Linked DNA regions of Homo sapiens: regions 1 and 3 are each linked to region 2. Evidence: chromatin loops called from intact Hi-C (ENCODE). Cell type or tissue: gastrocnemius medialis. All regions are shown on one strand.

What was found. Peaks named below come from ENCODE experiments on the same cell type or tissue, not always from the same donor. Only the 100,000 strongest peaks of a DNase experiment are listed, where the experiment ranks them.
Region 1: a loop joins it to region 2, with 2.3 times the contacts of the local background. A loop is called at or near these places in 4 of 110 quality-filtered maps.
Region 3: it touches region 2 in a loop (6-fold over the local background); 4 of 110 quality-filtered maps call a loop at or near these places.

Annotation. Positions count from the first base shown.
Region 1 is chr14:91,148,282-91,150,781 of GRCh38, forward strand. All of the region lies in intron 1 of DGLUCY (D-glutamate cyclase), which reads left to right. Among named protein-coding and RNA genes, the nearest start is that of SNORA11B, 23 kb to the left of the region's middle. In gastrocnemius medialis, no CTCF peak of the experiment used is centred here; a DNase peak (open chromatin) is centred at 1,430; H3K27ac peaks cover 2,500 bases.
Region 2 is chr14:91,094,123-91,096,622 of GRCh38, forward strand. It overlaps a transcript of DGLUCY not described here. Among named protein-coding and RNA genes, the nearest start is that of DGLUCY, 19 kb to the right of the region's middle. In gastrocnemius medialis, no CTCF peak of the experiment used is centred here; DNase peaks (open chromatin) are centred at 159, 839, 1,289, 1,748 and 1 weaker place; H3K27ac peaks cover 1,988 bases.
Region 3 is chr14:91,154,772-91,157,271 of GRCh38, forward strand. The region is part of intron 1 of DGLUCY (D-glutamate cyclase); the gene reads left to right. Among named protein-coding and RNA genes, the nearest start is that of SNORA11B, 30 kb to the left of the region's middle. RefSeq lists a silencer at 1,554-1,848. In gastrocnemius medialis, CTCF peaks have their summits at 1,142 (motif pointing right) and 1,357; no DNase peak of the experiment used is centred here; H3K27ac peaks cover 2,381 bases.

The DNA of each region.
Region 1 (2,500 bases), 54 kb after region 2:
GCAACCTCCACCCCCAAGGCTCAAGCGATATTCCTACCTCAGCCTCCCAAGTAGCTGGGACCACAGGTGTGTACCACCATGCCTGGCTATTTTTTTGTATTTTTAGTAAAGACAGGGTCTCACCATTTTGCTCAGGCTGGTCTCGAACTCCTGAGCTCAAGCGATCCACCCACCTTGGCCTCTCAAAGTGCTGGGATTATAGGCATGAGCCACTGTGCCTGGCTAGGAATTTATTTTAACAACCAAAAACTTAAAACTCAATAACATCATTAACTCATAAATTATTGTTTAGTTACAGATTACGAAAATGATAGAACCAGAAGGTGCTAACAAAATGTCTGTCCTGCATGTGTGGCATTTGACATGAAGAAACTGAGGCCCTTGCTGGGCGCAGTGGCTCATGCCTGTAACCCCAGCACTTTGGGAGGCCAAGGCAGGAGGATCACTTGAGCTCAAGAGTTCAAGACCAGCCTTGGACAAGATAGTGAAACCTTGTCTCTACCAAAAAAATACAGAAGTTAGCCAGGCATGGTGCAGTGTACCTGTAGTAGCAGCTACTGAGGAAGCTGAGGTAGGAGGATCGCTTGATCCCAGGAGGTCAAGGCTGCAGTAAGCCGTGATTGTGCCACTGCACCCCAGCCTGGGCGACAGAGTGAGACCCTGTCTCAAAAAAAGAAAAGTAAAGGCTACGCGCGGTGGCTCATACCTGTAATTTCAGCACTTTGGGAGGCCGAGGCGGGTGGATCACCTGAGGTGGGGAGTTTGAGATCAGCCTGACCAACATGGAGAAACCCCGTCTCTACTAAAAATACAAAATTAGCCAGGCGTGGTGGCGCATGCCTGTAATCCCAGCTACTCGGGAGGCTGAGGCAGGAGAATCACTTGAACCCGTGCGGCGGAGGTTGCTGTGAGCCGAGATGGTGCCATTGCACCCCAGCCTGGGCAACAAGAGCGAAACTCTATCTCAAAAAAAAAAAAAAGAAAAGAAAAGAAAAGAAAGAAACTGAGGCCCAAAGAGTTTGCATACTTTGCTATTAGTTCAGCCTGTCTTCTGTGTATGCAGGTGGTGTCTCTAGGTCGTTATCACTCTGGCAAATTCTCTCCCAGTGATGGAGATGTGTGGAGCCCCCAGTCTCTCCAACCAGGGAGTGGTGCTCATGGTGACCCTGAAGTAGGCTTGTGGGTCAGGCCGTTGGTTGAGCTGTGCAGTGCCAGAAGTAGCTAAACATCCTTAAAGGAACTGCCTAGTTTATCATTAGGACTAACCATGGAACCGATGACTCAGCGTTTACTGTTGGCAGTATCATACACTCAACCTGCATGTAGATTTCGTGCATCATATTTTGTGGTTACAGGAATTTGGCCTGATGGACCCGTTGCAGAAACTCTGTACTAAATAAGCAAACACGTGTGCTCTAGTTTTACAGGCCAAGCAAACTGTGAAACAGAAGGGTTGGCCTTTCTTGCCCTTAGCAGTCATACCTTGGACTTTTGCCACTTGGTTGGGTTGCTTTATTTGGCTAAGTAACTAAAAGCAGATTTACTTTGAAGAATGAGGTTCTCAAATATTCTAGAACTCTCTAAGAATGGACATTCACAGTCATGCTGGGCAGACAGAGTTATTCCCAAATTTTCAGAGTCATAAAGCTTATGTTTGGGCTGGGTGCGGTGGCTCACACCTGTAATCCCAGCACTTTGGGTGGCCGAGGCGGGCGTATCACAAGGTCAGGAGTTTGAGACCAGCCTGGCCAATATGGTGAAACCCTGCCTCTACTAAAAATACAAAAATTAGCCAGGCATGGTGGTAGGCACCGGTAGTCCCAGCTACTCAGGAGGCTGTGGCAGGAGAATTGCTTGAACCCAGTAGGTGGAAGTTGCAGTGAGTGGAGATTGCGCCGCTGCACTCCAGCCTGGGTGACAGAGTGAGACTCCATCTCAAAAAAAAAAAAAAAAAAAAAAAATCCAGTTTGGCCTGTGTGAAGCACCCACACAAAACCTTCCTTTCCCAATATTAGCGCCTTCCTGTGGAGCTGGAACAGGGGCCCCGGGGCTAGAATATTTGATATTCAAGACACACACTGAGTCTGGTGTGGTGCTTTTCAGCAACACATTGAAAAATTGTTGCTTTTCACACCAACAATTTGAAACTAAACATTTAATGTGAATGTTTCTTTTTTTTTGAGAGAATGTCTCACTGTCCCCCAGGCTGGAGTGCAGTGGTGCAATCGTGGCTCACAGCAGTCTTGACCTCCTGGGCTCAAGCAATCCTCCTGCCTCAGCCTCCTGAGTAGCTGGGATTACAGGTGCACGCCACCATGCCAGCTAATTTTTTTAGTTTTTGTTTTTTGTAGAGATGGGGGTCTCGCACTCCTGGACTCAAGGGATCCTACCGCCTCAGCGTCCCAAAGTGCTGAGATTCCAGGCATGAGCCACCACACCTGGCCTTAATCCGAATGTTTTTTAACAATCACAACTTGATTTTTAACATTTTAATTTAAAA
Region 2 (2,500 bases):
ATTTACAACAAAAGTCAAAAAGAGCAACTACAGGCTGGGCACGGTAGCTCACGCCTATAATCCCAGCACTTTGGGAGGCTGAGGTGGGTGAATCATGAGGTCAGGAGTTCGAGACCAGCCTAGCCAATATGGTGAAACCCTGTCTCTACTAAAAATAGAAAAATTAGCCGGGTGCGGTGGCAGGTGCCTGTAATCCCAGCTACTCAGGAGGCTGAGGCAGGATAATCGCTTGAACCCGGGAGGTGGAGGTTGCAGTGAGCCAAGATCATGCCACTGCACTCTAGCCTGGGCGACCGAGCGAGACTCTGTCCCCAAAAAAAAAAAAGCAACTACAGCCCATGTGGAAACAGGATCCCAGAGGCAGAGGTGACCATGCAGACAGAAGCTGGGAGCCTGTAGACATGGGTGGGAGTGCTTCAGAATGTCTTCAGGCCTGGGTCAGGCGCAATGGCTCACTCCTATAATCCCAGCACTTTGGGAGGCTGAGGTCAGGAGTTCGAGACCAGTCTGGCCAACATGGTGAAACCCCATCTCTACTAAAAATACAGAAATTAGCTGGGTGTGGTGATGGGCACCTGTAATCCCAGCTACTCGGGAGGCTGAGGCAGGAGAATCACTTGAACCTGGGAAGTAGAGGTTGCAGTGAGCCAAGATCTCGCCATTGCACCCTAGCCTGGGTGACAAGAGCAAAACTCTCTCTCAAAAAAAAAAAAAAGTCTTCAGGCCTCGAGTGAGAACTCAAGCCATGATCTCATGAGACAGGGCTGTCATCAGCCTGTGGACATCTATATTAAGGATATACCACTTTGTAAAAGGATCCAACACAAGCTGTGATGAATGGAACCTGCTCGCTCTGGGTCCAGGCATGGGTGATCTAAAGCAGCAGCTGCCCTCCAGCAGCTGGTCACCTCTCCTAGCCACACAAAACTCTAGCCGTCTCCTCTGGTCATGAGACAGCACCCATGAGAAATTCCCCCTGCCCCCCCAGTTCATTTGCCCCTGAAAGCAGACCATGTGCCCACTTGCTTTTCTTCTTAGCAGCAGCAGAGCAGATGTCCATCCTCGGCGGTCCTGCCTTCTAGAACCGCTTTCCTTCATATCACAAAAACAGTGACTATTGCTGAGAAATTAGTCCACCTGTTCCTGAAGAACTTCTAGGAGTCATGGTTGGGATATGCTGATTCCTAGGGGCACCAGGAGGGAGGAGGAGGCTGGTTCTCAGGGTCGGCAGAGGCTGCCACTCTGCCTGTGCCCTGTCCTTGCCTGGCTCGCTTCCTGCCACAAGGCCAGTGGCTAAGAATAAGGGTGCTTGTCACCGCATCTTTACACGTGAAGGCAAGTGGCTATGACGTGCACTCCATGTTCTTTCTTTGGTAAGGGAGCTTTTTTTTCCTGGTAGAGTCAAGCCTCTTAAAAAGAATACACCATAGTTCAATCTGTTTCTTTTGTGGATTTCAAAAGAGATGCTTTATTCGGTTCAGAAATGTGGCAACAGCTGGAGAAGCTATTCCCAAGGCAAAGAACAAAGACTTGCAATTATTTATAGTGTGGGATGGGAAGAGAGAAAGATGGAGTGGAAGAAGACTCTGCAAATGGGGGGAGAAAAATGGCAGCTCTCCTTTATACACCTCTTCAGTGGTACTCTCCGTTGGCCCACCCCTCCCTCCCCAGCTTTCCGTCTGGGCCCACCTTTCCCCAAAACACATCTTCTATATCTTTGTCATCTAGACCATCACTGCCTCAATCCAAAGCTCACATCTTCAGTGTCCCACCGCATGCAGAGTCCAGCCCCTGCTTTCCAAGGTAAAGTCTTGCTGACCTGAGCCAGGTGCTAGTGCCCTTCCACCCACTTCCAATCCCCTATAACAAGAATTTCACTCATGGCCTCTGGGGATAATGGTATAACTCAAAGGAATGACAAGGATTTCAGATGCTAGTATTTGGTAGTGGGAATGTTTTGAGATAGGTGGGGGTCTTTGTCATCTCCTCACTTTGTATTGCACAAGTGGCCAATTGAACCAGTAGGGAGGCTGGGCGCGGTGGCACTTTGGGAGGCTGAGGCAGGCAGATCACCTGAGGTCAGGAGTTCGAGACCAACCTGGCCAACATGGCAAAACCCCGTTTCTACTAAAAATACAAAAATTAGCCAGGTGTGGTGATGCGCACCTATAATCCCAGCTACTTGGGAGGCTGAGGCAGGAGAATCGCTTGATTGCTTGAAGCTGGGAGGCGGAGGTTGCAGTGAGCCAAGATTGTGCCACTGCACTCCAGCCTGGGTGACAGAGCGAGACTCCATCTCAGGGCCGGGGGTGGGAAGGAAGAACCAGCAGGGAGATGCATTATTGAAAATTGGGGAGTGCGACCCTCTCACTGGTGACTCCTCCTGGGGCCAAGTCAGTAACGGATGGAGGAGTTTGTACAGCTATACAGGTTGTGACTTTTCTTGAAATTGCCTGGGGACTGACCACAGCACAGTTCTCCAGAGAGGCTTGTCTGCCCT
Region 3 (2,500 bases), 61 kb after region 2:
CTTCCTAAAAGGCAAGTTTCACAAATCACTCACTGCTCAGTACCTTCTGTGATTTCCTGAGGCTCCGGGATAAATCCAAATTTCTTCACATGACAGGTGGGTCCCCATGAGCCAGCCGCTGCTTTCCTTTCCAGACCCAGCTCCCGCCACCTCCTGCCTTGTGTCAGGCTCTGCAGCACGGACAGCTGGTCCCCCCAGTACCTCCCTGCCTTGCTCCTGCTGGCCCCTGGGCCTAGAGGGCCTTCTCCCTCCCCAGCCTGCTTCTAGTCTGACCCCTACTCTCCTTTTAGACTCAGCCCCTTCTCCTCCACCCTGAGTCCACAGGCCCCGGAGCGCTAAGCACATGGTGTTATAGTTAACTATTTACTTTTCTATCTTTTCCTGGAAGACAGACACGATGGTAGATGGTAATTATGCGTTTAATGTCTGTCTCCTGGGACGGTAAACCCCTGTGAGTGTGGGCTGTGACTGTCTTATTCACCACTGTGTTTTTGGCACGGGGCCCAGAGTAATAAACATGGGTAACACTTCCACAGCGCTAACTGTGAACCGGCCAGAAGTGTCCTGAGAGCCTTACATGAGTTTACAACTTTAACCCTTACCACCACTCAGTGAGGTACTGTGATATTATGAGATATGTATTTGGTCTTCCTCTGGTTTCCTGGCATACAACTTCTAAAATCCTTGGAATCTCCAAAGAGATAAACGTGTTTTTATAGGCTAGAGAGTTGACTGATGGCCAGGCGTGGTGGCTTTGGCCTTGCACGGCGGCTCACTCCTATAATCCTGGCACTTTGAGAGGCCAAGGCTGACTGATCATTTGAGCCCAGGAGTTTAAGACCAGCCCCGTCTCTACAAAAAGAAAAATTTAAAAATTAGATGGGCGTGGTGGTGCTCACCTGTAGTCCCAGCTACTCAGGGGACTGAGGTGGGAGGATTGCTTGAGCCCAGGAGGTTTGAGGCTGCAGTGAATTGTGATTGTACCACTGCACTCTAGCCTGGGCAAGAGAGCAAGACCCTGTTTCCAAAAAAAAAAAAAAAAGGACAGAAAAGACAAAAGAGCAGAAAGCCTCTCTTCCATCAGGGCCACCCCAAGGCACAACTCCAGAGGGCGCCATTCACATAAAATGTAGTGCGACAGCCACTCCTGCTCAGGCCCCAGTCTCCCACTTTCCCCTCTGAGGGCACCACTGATACCAAGCTCTTCTCCATCCTTCCACAGATGTCTATGTGGATGTGAACAGAACATGGGCATGTCGGTTAATAGAGAATTCTCCACCTTGCCTTGTTAATTTTGCATCATTGGGAGATTATTTCAGATAAGGTGTGTAGGGTAGCCTCATTCTTTTTTTTTTTTTTTGAGATGGAGTCTCGCTCTGTTGCCCAGACTGGAGTGCAGTAGCGTGATCTCGGCTCACTGCAACCTCCGCCTCCCAGGTTCAAGTGATTCTCCTGCCTCAGCCTCCCGGGTAGCTGGGATTACAGGCATGCACCACCACACCTGGCTAATTTTTGTATTTTTTGTAGAGATAGGGTTTTGTCATGTTGCCTAGGCTGGTCTCAAACTGCTGGGGTCCAGCGATCCTCCCACCTTGGCCTCCCGAAGTGCCGGGATTACAGCCATGAGCCACTGTGCCCGGCCTGTTTCTAAATCATTTCTTTTACAAACAGTGCTGCTGTGTACTCAGTCACTGTTTGAGCACATCTGTAGGATACAGTCCTAGGATTGGATTGCTTGGGTAAACAGAGAAATTACTTTCTAAAGGTGGAATTTCAGAAATCTGTGACAAGCATACATGAGATATTTTTACACTGAAGTTTGGGGCTTGTCAGATCTGGCTAGGGGTTGACTGTCTGTGGGGCTCCTCTCTGATATATTTGATGTTAGGGAATGATGTTTCTGGGTTTGATAGTTTGTTCTCTAAAGAGAAAAGAGAGAGCTCAGAGCAGAAAGGTAGCTTTTTGGATTCTAGCCAGGGCTCACTGATTGGATCTCATCTCACCTCACTTCTAGAGGAAGACCACTCCGGAAAACAAGATACCTGGGCCATGCAGCAGTGGGTTCCCCAGTGCCCTGATAGAAAGTCTGAGAAGTTCAGGATTCAGTCCCTAAAAGCATATGGGCTGAAGAGGCTCTGGCCCTAAAATCACCTTGTTGGGGATAGTGGGAAGGTCCCTGTTATTTTTAAAATATACTGAGGATGTGATTCCTAACACCACAAAATGGGTGGGTGGGTGAATGGATGAATGGCTGGGTGAATGGATAGATGGATGAATGAATGGGTGAGTGGGTGGATGGATGGATGGATGGATGGATGGATGAATGGGTGGATGGATGGATGGATGGGTGGATGGATGGATGGATGGATGGATGGATGGATGGATGAATGGGTGGATGGATAGATGGATGGATGGGTGGATAGATGGATGGATGAATGAATGGGTGGATGGATGGATGGGTGGATGGATGGATGGATGGATGGATGAATGAATGGGTGGA